Linked DNA regions of Mus musculus: region 2 is linked to region 1. The links are chromatin loops, found by intact Hi-C in ENCODE. Cell type or tissue: heart. All regions are shown on one strand.

Evidence for each region. A loop is a pair of places that touch in the nucleus more often than their neighbours do. Peaks named below come from ENCODE experiments on the same cell type or tissue, not always from the same donor. Only the 100,000 strongest peaks of a DNase experiment are listed, where the experiment ranks them.
Region 2: a loop joins it to region 1, with 9 times the contacts of the local background. A loop is called at or near these places in 9 of 42 quality-filtered maps.

The regions. Positions count from the first base shown.
Region 1 is chr2:69,630,948-69,638,947 of GRCm38, forward strand. No RefSeq gene overlaps it. Among named protein-coding and RNA genes, the nearest start is that of Bbs5, 12 kb to the right of the region's middle. In heart, CTCF peaks have their summits at 693 (motif pointing right), 4,203 (motif pointing right), 5,058 (motif pointing right) and 7,406 (motif pointing left); no DNase peak of the experiment used is centred here; H3K4me3 peaks cover 611 bases; H3K27ac peaks cover 642 bases; H3K27me3 peaks cover 254 bases.
Region 2 is chr2:69,951,599-69,959,598 of GRCm38, forward strand. Ubr3 (ubiquitin protein ligase E3 component n-recognin 3) reads left to right here. Exons shown (of 39, transcript NM_177783.6): 14 at 1,143-1,271; 15 at 1,890-1,942; 16 at 2,045-2,178; 17 at 2,678-2,763; 18 at 4,367-4,508; 19 at 7,969-8,000. Among named protein-coding and RNA genes, the nearest start is that of Ubr3, 58 kb to the left of the region's middle. In heart, a CTCF peak has its summit at 4,247 (motif pointing left); no DNase peak of the experiment used is centred here.

The sequences.
Region 1 (8,000 bases):
AGGTCTAAAAATGGAGAGTACATGGACAACAGAAGAGAGAGAAGCTGGAAACTGGTGGAACCGGTCGGATGAAGTTTAAGTTGGTAGTGAGTAAAGATTAAAAAGTAAACAAATAGCTTGAGTTTCTGAAAGTGGAAAAACGGGATTCTAGATTCTGTCACCTAGTGAACATTAAGCTCCGAAAATAGGTGTAGTGCCAGGCCAGACATGGTGGCACATGCCTAGGGTCTCAGCACTTAGGATGCAGAAGCAGGATTTTCAAAAGTTGGAGCCCTGCCTGGCCTACATAGAGTTCCAGGCCACCCAGGGTAACGTTATGAGGCCTTATGGTGGTTTAAACAAGAGTGGCCTCCGTCAACTCAAACGTTTGGAAATTTGGTCCTCAGTTGGTGGAATTGTTTGGGAAGGATTAGGGGGTGTGGCCTTGCTGGAGGAAGTGTGTCCTGTGGTGGCAGGATTTGAGGCTTGTACCATCCCTCCTGTCCTCTCTGCCTTTTTGCAGATCCAGATGTGAGCTCTCAGCTATCCCTGCCACCACACTTTTGCTCCACCATCATGGGCTCTAACCCTCTGAAACTGTAAGTGCGATCAAATGCTTTCTTTTTTATTTAAAGATTTATTTATTTTTATTCTGTGTATAAGGATGGTTTGCCTGCATGTATGCCCAGGCATTATTTGCATGTAGTAACCCTGGAGGCCAGAAGGGGGCTTCAGATTCCCCTGGAACTAGAGTTACAGGCAGCTGTGAGCTGCTCTGTGGGGAGTTGGGGATTGAACCTGGATCCCTACAAAAGAGAGGTCAGTGCTCTTAACCACTGAGCCATCTCAGCAGCCTCAACAGTTGGTTAGTATTAAAACTTAGGAGAGAACTGGTGTTAACTTAGAACACGCTTGACCAGTTCTCTGCCAGGCTGTCTCCACCAACACATTGGAAGTCATTGGTGTGCAAGGGTAGAAAACCATGTGCCAAACTCTATCATGATAGCCTGGTACGCAAAATGAAGACATGTGAAATAGAACATCACCGTCAACATCACAAATACGGGTCATACCCAGTTTGTTTAGGGGAACAGGCCAATGATTGAAGAGTCACACCCAAGCACATTGTGATGTTGTGTTCTGAGGTAGGGCCATGTTATATAGCCCGGGCTGGCCTCGAACTCACAGCAATCTTCTTTCCCCAATTTCCCAAGGGGCCACATTGTTATCCTGATCTGTAGCAGGATGCTTGGCCTTATTCAAGTCCATATCTCCAGGGCATATACTAGACATTTAATAAAACTTAACAAATGAATAAACTTACAGGTCTTTTACATAAACCATCTTACAAGGGGTTTTTAATTATTTTTTGTGCGGGGTCTCATTATGTAGCACAAGGCTGGCCTCAAACTTGACAGCCCTCTTACCTCAGCCTCCTACCTTGCCTCCCAGACATCAAGAGATTGAAGATAGATTGGAGACAAGCACCAATGTAATTGTGCTTATGTAATGGAAAATCTATAAGACCCAGAAATAATGGACTCATGGGGCCCCAGGACTGGTGGATTCAAGACTTCGCACATCCTATGCCAATGCCCTATGACTGAACTACATCACCCACCTCATATGACATTTTTTAGCAGACAAAACTCTACAGTAAATAAACCAATGATTCCAGGAGCCAGGGACCACAGGAGGTTGACTATAGTGGTATAGGAGCAGGGAGGCTCCTGGTTGTGGTACTGGTTATGTGTCTTTTTATTATTAATTTTATTTATTTATTTGTCCATTTGTTTATTGGATTCTTGACAGGGTTTTTTTCTGTGTAGCCCTGGCTGTCCTGGAACTCACTTTGTAGACCAGGCTGGCCTCAAATTCAGATATCTGCCTGCTTCTGCCTCCCAAGTGCTGGGATTAAATGTGTGTGCCACCACCATCCAACTTACATATGTGTCTTTTACAACCACACATTTAAAAAAATGTCAACGTTAACTGGGTGTGCTAGTACATGTCTGTAATTCCAGCACCCTAGAAGTTGAGAAGGATGGCAAATTCTCAGCCAATGTGAGGTATGTAAGCCAGCCTGAGTTACATAGTGAGACTCTTTCTCAAAAATAGTCATGTTTACTGTGCGTCGATTCTTTAAAAATAAATATATGGAAAGGGAGTTGTGTAACCACCAAATGACTTAAGCAGCATTAACAGGAATCTAAAATCCACACACAATCACAAGCCTTCCACACACTAAAGTAATGAGATTTCATGTAAGGCTGTTTCTACAATGCTTACCCAGCTCACACAAAGCCCTGAATTCTACCCCAGCATCACATAAACAGGACATTGGCGAACATCCCTGCAATCCCAGCACTTGGGTGGCGGAGGCAGAAGGGTCCAAACTCCAAGGTGAGCCTCAGCTGCAGGAGACTCGATATCAAGAAAAGCAAGAACAAAAACCATAACAAAGACTGTGTCCATCACATCCGTTTTACTGGGACATTGACAAAATGAGAAGTAGCCAAGGAAGTGACCAAAAAACGGTTAGGGGATGCTAAGCCTGGGTACATTTAGCCTGGAGGGGAGAGAAATTTACACAGTAACCTATCTACTAAGTTAGGAAAGGTGCCCACTAGTTTACTGAGGCAGCCTGAGAAAAACCCCTAGCTGCAAGAAGACAGACCTCAAATCACTGAAGAAAGACTCTGGGATCATTCGAGTTGGGAATGACGTGCCTAGAGAGGCAGGGAGCTTTCTACTCCTGGGAATCACTGAGATTGTTCCAGCAGATGTTAAATAACCGCATGTCAAGATTATTGTTGGCAGGATTACTTCCTGAGTAGGAGACTGGTCTACTTAACCTCTAAGGTCTCAACCAACTCAATTCCTGTATCCTGCTTTATAAACGATGCTGTAAATCACCCTGGCCTCATGTGTGTCTCCAGCTCCCTGCGGTTCATTACCAGGCATGTTTATATACTGAGCACTTCCCAATCATCATGGACGTCAAACATAGTTCCAAAGAAGCGTCCAGGATGCTGCTTTATGCCGTCTCACCAGCCACGGGGAAGGAGAGATGCAGACAGTGAGATGGCTCAGAAGGTTATTGCTGCTCCATCTGGCAACCGGAGTTCAATCCCTGGAACCCACATAAAGGCAGAAGGAGAAAACCAACTCCACAAAGCTGTCCCTGATCTTTGCACACCCACTGTGGCACATTTGACCACACATCACCAAGCACACATTCACAGTAACAATGTATTTACTAAAATGTCTAGTGGATGAATAGAAAAAATTTACCCTGGTTAGGTGCTTGTGTTCTCTTTAATGTGTCTGTCTGTCTGTCTGTCTGTCTGTCTGTCTGTCTGTCTGTTTTAGACAGGTCTCACACAGCCCAGGTTGTCTTCAAACTCCCTGTGTGTCTGAGGATGACCTTGAATTTCGGATTCTGCTGCCTCCATGTGCTGTGCTCTGGGAGGATGATTCTAGTTCTCACTTTCTTTGTCTCTATTTCCTCTTTCATAAGGATGGCCTGAATTCAGGGTTCTCCTGCCTCCACTTCGCAGTGCTGGTACTACAGGTGTGCACACTGCACCTCAATGCTACTTTCATCTTTTAAAGTTATTATTTTAACTGAGTGAATAAACTGTATTTGAAGAAATGGCAACTACCAAAGGGGGTGGGGTGGACTATTAAAGCTAGGACAAAGTCAGTCCCTCTGCATGCCAGAATGTGTTGTGTAGTCCCTATGGGAAGCAGGTTAGCAAAGCAAGGGGTCTGTCAACTAGGTGGAGGCTCGTGCCTGTAATCTTATTACTGGGCAGGATGAGGCAGGAGAATTACAAATGGGCTATATAATGAATCCAAAGGCAGCCTGACTGGAGTGGGAGCCCATCTTTGAATGAATGAATGAGTGAATGAATGAGTGAATGAATGAATGAATGAATGAATGAATATTTAAAACCAATTTCCCTAGAATACACTAACATACATTTGCTTACAACTGCAGGATTGCTTTACTATATAAACACAGCAGAATTAATTTAGTCCCTGATCATCTGAGAAAATACAGAACAATATAATAAAGACATCTGTAAAAGAACCGGCATAGTCCTCACAAATGCTAGGTCTCCATAAACTCTCTGAATTCTATCTGAAGTCTGCTTGATGTAGTTAACAGTGATTTTTGCATTCCAGTGTATAATCAACACTCACTCCGCTTCGTAACTGCTGTCCTAAGAACTGGCCACACGGTGTCACTATTGTCCTAGAGAAAAACTTCAACGACGCTCCTCCCCCGCCACCCTTCCTGTTGTTTTTTTGTTTTGTTTTCTTTTGTTTTGTTTTTTTCCTGTGTCTTTTTTTCCCCCTTTAAAATTAGCATTTGGGGTGGCGGGGGTGGGGGAGGGGGTGTGGAGGGGGGAGGGGAGAGCCTGGAGAATTGGCGTTGAGGTTAAGAGCTCTTGTTGCTATTGCCGAGGAGCTGATTTTGATTCTCAGTATCCACACAGTGGCTCACAATCATCCAGAACTTCAAACGTGTTATAAAAATGTACATGCTGGGAAAACACTCATGCATATAAAAATGTGTGTGTGTGTGTGTGTGTTGCCCCTGTGTCAGAGGACAACTCTGTGGAGTTGGCACCTGTTTGTGAGTACTTCCCAACTTTTCAGAAGGGCTGGCTTCAAGGTAAGCACATTTTTTCGTACTTATTTTGCCAACCCACAAAGTCCTCTTAAAAGAACTAAGTCCTGCTCATGGTGTGAGAAGGAAGTGTCAAAAAGAGTGTTTCCTTAAAGTTTTGTGGGGTTTTTTGGGGGGAGGGGGAGTTTCGAGACAGGGTTTCTCTGTGTAGCCCTGGCTGTCCTGGAACTCACTCTGTAGACCAGGCTGGCCTTGAACTCAGAAATCCGCCTGCCTCTGCCTCCTGAGTGCTGGGATTAAAGGCGTGCACCACCACGCCCGGCTCCTTAAAGTTTTGAATTAATTAACCTCCCTTTAAATTTATTTTTATTTGTATGGTTATCTTTGCCTTCAGGCATGGCTGTGGACCATGTGCATGCAATGCCTGATGAGGCCACAAGAGGGCATTTGTTTCTCTAAAACTGGAGTTGACGGTTGTTAGCCACCATGTGGGTGCTTGGTGCCAAACCCTGATCCTCCGGAAGAACTCCAGTGGTCTTCCTCACTGAGCCAGCCAGTGTGCCCCCTCTCCCTTTAAAAAACTTTTGTTAAAAAAAAAAAAGTTTCTTTGTTTGTGGGGGAGAGCTTGCTCTTCTGGCTGGCATGGGGTAATTTTTAGTTGTTGGCCCTTCTACCATTTGGGTTATCTATATCAAACTTAGATTATCAGCCTTGGCAGCAAGTGTATTTCCCCAATACGATACCCCCCCCCCCCCGAATCCCCATTTTTTGTTTGTGTGTGTGTGTGTGTGTGTGTGTGTGTGTGTGTGTGTGTTTGAGACAGTTTTTGTTTGTGTAGCCCTGGCTGTCCTGGAAGCCCTGGCTTTCCTGGAACTCACTCTGGCCAGTGACCAGGCTAGCCTCAAACTCAAGAGATTCCCCTGCCTCTGCCTCCCCAATGCTGGGATTAAAGGCTATTGCCAACCTCCCAGTTATCCTTTTAATCGGCAGAAGAGCACTATATTTTTCTCCTAGGGGTTGTGTGGGTTTTTAAATAGAGATAATATTGACATAATTTGTAGCCAAGGCATAGGCACCTGTAGTCCCAGCTACTTGGAAGGACCAATTACAAGGAGGATCATTTGAGCTGAGACAGCAAGGCTAGCCTGCAATAAATACTGATGCATGTCTCTAAAAACAAACAAACAGGGTTAGCAAGATGGTTCCAAGCTGTGGTGGTTTGAATAGGTTTGGCCCCTAAGACACATGTGCTTAAATGCTTGGCCCACAGGGTGTGGCACTATTATGAGGTGTGGCCTTGTTAGAGTAGGTGTGGCCTGGTTGAAGGAAGTGTGTCGCTGTGGGGTGGGCTTCGAGATCTCCTGTATGCTCAAGCCAGGTCTAGTGTGGCATTCACTTCTGCTGCCTGTGGATCCAGGTGTAGAGCTCTCAGCTCCTTCTCCAGCGCCATGTCTGGCTTGAGGCTGCCATGTTTCCCCACCATGATGATAATGGACTAAACCTCTGAAACCATAAGCCAAGCCCCAGTGGAATGCTTTCCTTTATAAGAGTTGCCTTGGTCACAGTGTCTCTTCACAGCAATAGAACCCTATGTAAGACAAGAGCACATAAGCATTGGCTTCGCAAGCCCGACTACAAAGCAGGAGGTTGGCTGAGAACTTTCTGCTGCTGAACAGCTTCTTATAGTTACTTAGTGTGGGAAACCACATAACAGCCCTGTGTCCTGGTGCTGCTGGGAGTTATGTCTGTCTACTATTGCTAAGGGGAGCAGCACACAACCATCTTTGCATCATCTACCTGACCATGACTCTTCCTCTTGGGCTCCACGAGGTATAAGCAAAAACCCAGAAATAAGCATACAAACAGTTTTGGTTTGTTTCATGTATAATCTCATACCATAAAGGACTTCTTATTCCTTAACTTTATTTTATGTGTATGAATATTTGCTTTCATCTCTGTGCACCACGTGAATGCCTGGTGCTCTCAGAGGCTAGAAGAAGGCATCAGATCTGGAACTGGAGCTACAGATCATAGTGATGCCACTCTATGTGGTGCTGGGAATCAAACTCAGGTCCTCTGGAATAGCAGCAGTTGTAATCACTGAGCCATCTCTCCAGCCTCCTTGTTCTCACTGCTGTAAGATCTATTTATTTTATGTATGTGAGTACACTATCGCTGTCTTCAGACACACCAGAAGAGGGCATCAGATCCCTTTACAGAGGGCGTCAGATCCCTTTACAGATAGCTGTGAGCTACCATGTGGTTGCTGGGAATTGAACTCAGGACCTCTGGAAGAACAGTCAGTACTCTTAACCACTGAGCCATCTCTCCAGCCCTCTCTAACTGTTCTTGAGAAACAACCATTTCCCCCCTACCTGCAGGAACAAAAACATCAAACCTGCTCTCACTTTTACCAGTTTAGTAGAATAAAATCGAGCAAGCAGGGCTGGACAGATGGCTCAGCAAATAAGCACTTGCTGCTCTCCCAGAGGACTAAGTTCAATTCCCAGCTCCACACTGTGCTATTCACAACTGCCCAGAGTACAGTTCTGAAGTCAGATGTGATAGAAGGCTTGCTTGTGAATGATCAAGAGGCATTTTGCCGTCACAAGCTAAGGTGGAGGAGAGGCCCAAAGTGCGCAGCACAGCAGATCTGACTCTTAGAAGACAACAAGTTGGTGCTGGAGAGATGGCTCAGCGGTTAAGAGCACTGACTGCTTTTCCAAAGGTCCTGAGTTCAATTCCCAGGAACCACATGGTGGCTCACAACCATCCGTAACGAGATCTGGCGCCCTCTTCTGGAGTGTCTGAAGGCAGCTACAGTGTACTTACATATAATAAATAAATAAATCTTAAAAAAGAAAAAAAGTTTATCCCTATTTGTGTGAGGATCAGTTTGGTTTTTGGTGACCACATGTGAGACTCTTTCAGCTGCCACTAGAAATCCTGGAAGGGGTTTCATTTCTATGTGTTCTTGCCTAGCACATGGAAGGACCTGTGTTTGAGTCACAGCACACACATACCTATATACATTATACATATGTAAATGTGTACATACATACATGTGCATGTATAAAGCCATGCATATACTGTATATGGATCATGTGTATATGTGCACATGTGTGTGTGGATCTCTTTCTTTCTTTCTTTCTTTTTTTGTAAAAGTAAATCTCATATATTATATTAATTCAAGATTGAGTCCAACCTTCTGGAGTTTGCTGCACTGAGGTCAGGGAAGAAAATTTTGTTTGTTTCTGTTTTTATTTTTGTTTTTAGCTCACAGTAACCGTTACATTGATCTTCCACTGGAATGAATATTTTCTCAGTAGCCTGACTGTCTCCATGGACAAAAATGGGCTCTGGCTTCTTACTGACTGCCTTA
Region 2 (8,000 bases), 320 kb after region 1:
AAGGCTTCTAAAACATTTGGAATAGGATTTCTGGGTTAACTCATTCTCCTGTAATTTTAGTTAATGCTGGACATAAAGAATTAAATTCTAATAGAGTAAGAATGATTTCTCTAATCCGATTTTTGATAGAATTAAATTCTGATAGAGAAAGAACAATTTCTCTAGTCTGATTTTTTTAAAATTTTATTTCCACTTATTTGTAAGATGGGTTTTCTAGGTTGAATGTTGATTAGGTTGAATTAAAGACTTTGACCAATTAGACTTGCTTTATGCTCACTTCTTTTAAACATTATGTATGGTTTTTGTTTTTGGTAGGGCTGGGATTGAAGGAAAAATAGAATGAAAAGGAAGCACTGCATTTTCCAAAAAGATTTCATTGAAGTTTTTATAAATATATCCAGAAGCCATAGTGGAAAACTAGCTCCTTTATACACTTTGAAGAAGAGACCTATATGAAATATAGTCATTAGTTTGGATATTTTTTTAAACATAAACCTATATTAGTGGTACAGAGGCCAATTTGAGGTGCATAGTGGTTTTTGTCATCAGTCTAGGATCTATCTCTATCTCTCCATATTGAGGCCCTGTCCTAAAAACAAAAGCAAAAAAATGTATATTTAGCTGGGCAGTGGTGGTGCACGCCTTTAATCCCAGCATTTGGGAGGCAGAGGCAGGCAGATTTCTGAGTTTGAGTTCCAGGACAGCCAGGGTTATACAGAGAAACCCTGTTTTGAAAAACCAAACAAAAAACAAAAAAAAAAAAAAAAAAAGATTTGCCATCCAGACTCAGAGGAAGTCGGGCATATAAAACCGAGGAGAGATAACCAGCCATGTAGCAGGACATAGATGGGATAATTGAGTTACAAGCTAGTCTGGGAACAAGCCTAGATTAAGGTCTAGGCATTTGTTAAATAAAATACAAGCCTCCATCCAAGTGGATATTAAGGAACTGGGGCACTGGAAAAGCAAGAAGTTACTCAAACAAACAAACAAACAAACAAGTATATTTAAATTGAGTATCTAATGCTGAGCAGAATGCTTAGCTCATATTATGATTAAGTAAAAATATTTAAATGATTGCTTAATACAATATGATTTTATTGAATTTAGATGATATATTTTCTAATTCATCTTTTCATTAGGCTAGTCTTGCTGAAATTCACAGTAACATGTGGGTAAGAAATGGTCTGCAAATCAAAGGACAAGCCATGACCTATGTCCAGTCTCATTTCTGTAACTCCATGATTGACCCAGACATTTACTTACTACAGGTGAGCCAGCTGCTGCGCTTTGGGAGTGTCTCGGTGTGCATGGTATCTTAATTTCAGAGGTGACAGTGGGCATGGGAGACGTCAGCTCACGAGAAAGAATGTAGTACTTCTATTTCCCAGGGGAAGGGTGCTGTAGCATATGGGCCACGGCCATATGGTTTTAGTCAAATTTTAGTCAGGAAGCAGAAACAGGAGCCAGGAGAAAGCCCCGGCTAGCACCCGGCTAACACTCGTTTTGAGAGTTTCTGTAGGAAAGGCAAGAGAGAACAGAGGAAGAACTCTAAATAGTTCTGTCAGGCTTTGTGGCATAGGGGCTGTACCTCATTGTGCTATGCTCAGCCTTAGATTCATTAAGGGCTGGGGAAATGCTATAATTGTGTGGCAGTTAGGTAAAGTGGGTGGATGCTTGTGTGGGGCTTTGTTCCTAAGTAAGTTTTCTATTATTTGGAATTCACTCTCCACAGTTATTATTAATATCTTTTACTAGTCTTTGAGTCTTTCTTTTTGTGTGGCTCATGGCTTGTGGAAGTAGAAGAAGATACAGAAAAATCTAAAAGCAAGACTAATACAAAGCAAAGCTGAATGTGAGAGATAAAACTTTGCTTGTGTCTTTTAAAGGTCTGTGCTTCTAGACTTGACCCAGACTACTTTATATCATCTGTCTTTGAAAGGTAAGTGTATGCTTATTAAGACAGACAGGTAGGAAGTATATGGAATTTAACTCAGTTTTGCTTTATTTTCTAAAAATGTATTTGCGCTATCCCCTCTTGTAGATTTAAGGTGGTGGACTTACTGACCATGGCTTCACAGCACCACAACATGGTGCTCGATGTGGAGCACGAGCGGTCGATGCTAGAGGGTGCTCTCACGTTCCTCGTGATTCTTTTGAGTCTTCGTTTACACCTAGGTAATCTACTAATAAATACTGTCATTAGTACTGTTTCTTTCTCTTCCCCCCAGCCCCCTGCTAGTACCTTGTTTATTGAAAAAGAAAAAGGATGTGGATATATTTGAGTGTACTTTTGTTGTTGTTGTTTTCGAGACAGGGTTTCTCTGTGTAGCCCTGGCTGTCCTGGAACTCACTCTGTAGACCAGGCTGGCCTTGAACTCAGAAATCCTCCTGCCTCTGCCTCCCGAGTGCTGGGATTTAAGGCATGCGCCACCACTGCCCGGTGTTTGAATGTATTTTTAAAATCTTGACACGTACAACTAATAGTTTTAGGTTTAGAATAGTCTTCAGAAAATCCTTTGCTTACAGGAGCTACAGTATAAAGGCAGAGACTCTGCTGTCAATTCGCGGTTTTCACTCTTAAGACACTTCACATTTTGTAGAACATCTTAATAAAACATGTGGTGATTTCTTTATAATGTCTCTCTCCAGGTTAATTGTGTTTTTATAATTTTAGGGATGTCTGACGATGACATTCTCAGGGCAGAGATGGTGGCCCAGCTGTGTATGAACGACAGGACACATAGCTCTTTGCTTGACCTCATATCCTTTCAAAGTGTCATTTTGTGCTTGTGTTAATTACGTTTGTAGATTAAAAATATCTCAATTTAAAAGATATTTTTTTCAACTTGCAAATGTGTAGGATAAGTTGTTTGCTGAGGGATGTGTTCAGGGCAGGTTGTGTGCTTGGCCGTCTCTCACTGTCTCTCAGGAAGATTTTCTTAGACTTCAGGGTTGACCGTTCTGGACACATAGGACCTGCGCCTCTCATAGCAGCATTAGGGAGAGGAAGCTGGGCATTTTGTAAATGGGACCCCTGTCATTTTTCCTTATGTAGCGAGGCTGGAGTACATAGAGCTTAGAGTCTTTATAATTACCACTATTAGGGGTTTAAATATTCCCAAAATTTTTGTTAGACTCAGTCTTAAAGAATTTTCAAGTTTATGGATTATCCTCTACCTACTGGAGGTATGGTCCCTGAGATAGAGCTGAATATTCAGTAGTAGTTTTTTTTTTAAAAATTAAAAAAGTATTTATTTTACATGTATGGGTATTTGTATGCATGCATGTTATGTGCACCACATACATGCCTGGTCCTGGCAGAGGTTAGAAGAAGGCGTTGTAACCCCTGGAACTGGATTTGATGGTTATGAATCACTGTGTGGGTATTGGGAACCAAACTTAGGTCTTCTGCAAGAGCTGTCACTGCTTTTACCCACTGGACTATCTATCCAGCCCCGCCCCCTTAAATACATTAATTTTTTTTTTATGCAGACATTTTTGAGGTAGGATCTCGCTGTATAGCCCTGCTTGGTCTGGAACTTACAGTGTGGACCGGCCTTGAACTTGGCTTAATCCTCCTGCTTCTGCCTGCCAAATACTGCCATTATAGGCTGATCATAGTGGCAAGGTAATGAAACCTTAAAATCTTAGTGTTAGTGTATGGTGAAAATATCTAACAAAATTTAGTATGTCGGTATCATTTAGAAAATATTTGTTTTCTTAACGACTTGAAGATTTTGTAGCATCAGTTCAGTACTGCGTGGTAGCAAGCCCCAACCGCATCGCAGTGATACGGGTTAAACCCATCCTCAGCCTCCTTTGACTATTTCTTCAAACAGCTAGCAAAAACATTTTCTAAAATTTGATTTAGTTTAAGAATTACATGCCTTAATATGAACTAGGACAGAGTATTTGTGGCTTGGTGCTTTCCCTTTGTGTGAACCCACTTGTTTTTATTTGCTTTTAGAAATTTTGCTTTTAGAAAAGTAGTCTTTACTCCTACACATCTGTGCTGGGTTTTTGTATATTCTTTCTGGTTTTCTGAACAAGGGTACAGTATATTTATACAGTGATGAAAATGGACATAATGGAAATTGTTTTCCTTTCATTTAATGGAATTCGATCAATTTATTTTGGGGAAAGTATACTTAGGGCCACCTCATCATATAATTTATTTGGCTCATATATTTAAAACCACAATAAGGTTCATACTGAACTGTTATGTCACCCTCTTGTGGCCAACATTATACATTACAGCCAGTCATTTTCTATTTTGGTAAAATGAATTTGAACTGAGTAATTTGTAGACGTTGATGCTGGTGCTAGTCATTAATATTGTTTGTTTTCTTGACACATACATTATATCCCAGAAAATCCCAACCCCAAAAGTGGCATTATTCCTGGAAGTTATAGCTTTGAATCAGTTTTATCTGCTGTAGCGGACTTTAGGGCTCCCATTTTTGAACCTGGAGGCTCTATGCAACAAGGCATGTACACTCCCAAAGGTATGTCTCTATACAGAAATGTATTCTTGCCTGTAGTTTCACAAAGAAAATACTTTGTTTTTGTTCTTTGTACATTTATTTATTAGTGTGTGTGTGTAGGTGCGGGTGTGGGTGAAGCCAGAGGTCACCCTGGATCTGCCTTCGTTCCTCGGGTGTCATCACCTTGTCCTTTGCAGCAGGGTCTCTCCCTGAAACTGGAGCTTACTCAATAGGCTAACTGTGGCCAGACAGCCCCAGGGATTTGCCTGTCCACACCTCCTCAGCTCTGGAATTATATGTACAGGCCACCATGCCTTTCTTTTTTATGTGGCTCTTGGGTGGAACTTCGGTCCTTGTACTTTAAAACCAAGTCCTTCCCTGACTTTCCCCCTTTAATAGTTATCTTGTATTAATCCAGTTTTGGCATTCTTCTGCCAAATTTCTTTTCTTTCTTTCTTTCTTTTTTTTTTTTTTTTTTTTTTTGCTTTTTTCGAGACAGGGTTTCTCTGTATAGCCCTGGCTGTCATGGAACGCACTCTGTAGACCAGGCTGGCCTTGAACTCAGAAATCCGCCTGCCTTTGCCTCCCAAGTGCTAGGATTAAAGGCGTGCGCCACCATCGCCTGGCTTCTGCCAAATTTCTTATAAATTTATGTTTTTCTTAGTATTAATTCTATTTAGCAAGTAGATGCTGGTCTATGAGTTCAAGGCCAGCCCAGTCTAGCTAGTTCCAGGACAGTCAGGGCCATGTAATTAAGATAACTTGTCTCAAACAACAACAACAGAAAGTATTTATGTTACACTATGGCCTTCTTAAATTACTAAATTACAAAAACAACTTTAGAAACTCTAATTCATTTCTGTAAGTGACCACTAACCATAAATGAATCATAAATTTTAAAACAATATTATCTTTCTTAATTCAGTTAGAAAGTTCCCTCCCTCCCTCCCTCCCTCCCTCCCTCCCTCCAACCCTTCTTTCTTGCCTCCCTCCCTCCTCTCTTCCCTTCTTCCCTCCTCTCTGTCTTTGTCACTCTCTTTCTCATTTATTCATTCATTGTATTGTTTTTTCAAAGACAAGATCTTACTATGTAACCTTGGCTGTCCTGAAACTTGTGTCTACCAAACTGACCTCCCACTCAAAGAGATCTACCTACTCTGTCTCCCAAGTGCTAGGATGAATGGCATTTCCCACCACGCCCAGCCCACTGTCTAAATTTTATTCTGAGATAGTTTAAAGTCTGTTAGGATGCCAGTAGCACTTACAGCTGTGTTTAAAGACACAGAAGCCTTCTCTTGTATGGTTGCTTTTCTAAGGTTTTTCTCCTATATTTATAGATGATTTTACTGACAAGAGTGAGAAATTGGTGAGATTTTGATTGACAGAAACTTAAGTTTTTGAAGGGGTTGAATAAAATTTGTGCATGTTGCTTGGTCCTCTACCTTATTTTCTAAATGAAAGTCCAGTATGTGTTTTGAAGTTATATACTGTTTTTGGCAAAGGATAGAAGAAAAGTATTATTTCCAGTGACATTTTTAATTAGGAATAATACACTCTCTGGGTGTAATGTACACCATTAAAGAGAAAGGGGAGTACATCTGTATTATGTACAGAACAGGCTGTTCCTGAAATCTAGATGAACTTGAATGGATTGGTGTTCCTGTGTGGTGTGAGGCTTAATGAAGTACTGCAGCCTCACCAGTAGGCTTGCCCACTAGCCAGTGCCTCAGCCTCGCTGCTCTCAGCATCACCAGATTAGGTTAAGTCTGGGAACTGCTTGATAAACAAGCTCTGTAGATGGTTGCTGTGCACAGTAAAGTTCAAGGCAGACTAGGTCTGTAGTCAATAGTTTCCTGTGCTGGAAGCTAAAACAAGCATAAGCTGTGTTCTGTGTTCGTAAATGGTAAGGATTTTGCTAGAGGGAGTGAGAACAGAAAAAATACTTTAAAAATTTTATTATTTTTTTATTTTTGTGTGCATTAGTGTTGTGGCTTCATGTATGTTTGTATAAGGGTGTCAGATCTTGGAGTTACACACAGTTGTGAGTTCACATGTGGGTGCTGGGAATTGAACCCGGGTCCTTCTGGAGAGCAGTGCTCTTTAGCAGTGCTCTCTAAGCCATTTCTTCAGTCTCAGAACAAAAAATTAACCTAGGGAAAGAGATACTGGCTCTAAAATTATCCTCAGGTCATCTTTTAGTATTTTATTTTCCACTTAAAACATTTTGAAATTAAAATATAATTACTTTTCCTCTCTCCATTCCCTCTTTTTAGTCACACATGAATATATAAATACAAATTGTTTAGTCTGTTGAGTGTTACCTGTATTGTGATTTCAGAGCTGACCAATTATTTTCTGAGGCAGAATCTTACTATGTAACCCTGGCCTGGAACTTCCTATGTAGACTTCATTGGCCTCAAACCCACATAGATCTTTTGTTTCTGTCTCATGAGCCACCACATGGGACATATTTTAAAATTATTATAAGAATTTTATGAGTATTTGCCTACCATGTATATATACTTGCCATATATGTGTGCTAGATGTGTGCCACATGTATGTCAGGTCCCTTTGGAAGTCAGAAGAGGACCTCAGATCTTCTGGAACTAGAGTTATAGTAACTGAGTGAGCATCAAGTGGGTGCTGGGTATTGAACCCAGGGCTCTCTAGAGGAGCAGCCTGTGTTTTTAACTGCTGAGCAATCTTTCCAGCCCTTCAGGCCCCCTTTTAGATATCTGTTCCATCTAAGTTATCATCTGTAATATTTCATACTTAGGATTTTGCAGATTTTTTCCCAGTGGGTTAATTTTTTAAAATGTCACTTCAACCTAACATGATTATTAATGAGGTTATAAATTTTATATTTATCATATATATTAAATCTTAAAATTACATGTTGAAAATAATTGTATAAATACTAAAAGAAAATGATGTATAGAAACTTAATATTTAAAACTATCCTCTATTTAACCAATTGTATATATACAGTAATAGGATTGTAACTCATAATTGTACAGAAGGAAGGGGAATCATGATTAACTTTTAGTTGAGAAGTAGAAAGCAACCATTTATAAAGTGGCCCGGAAAATCAGCTGACTAGTACATTTTAAATTTAGGTTTTGTAATTTTACAATTGAATCATTTTAAAGGTACTCTTTTTCTTTCTAATATGTACCCTACTTACCAAGAAAATAAGAAAAAAATATCTTTAAACCCAATAGCAATGATCTAAACTTTATAGTGAGGCATTGTTTTCTGTTATGAAACTTTTGTTTGTGGAGGCTTGAAGAACCTAAGAGAACATTTTCTTTTTTTAACTGAGTAAAAGTGACCACAGCATCCAGGTCTTTCTAAGGCAAATTGAATAAGTTTAACTTCCAATTTTTTAATTTAAATGTTCTCAATAGTACAACAAATAATTTAAGATTGGTTTTATTCCTAAGAAGACAGATTTCTATTTCTGCTTTCTTTTGTCTGATAGCTGAAGTCTGGGATCAGGAGTTTGATCCTGTC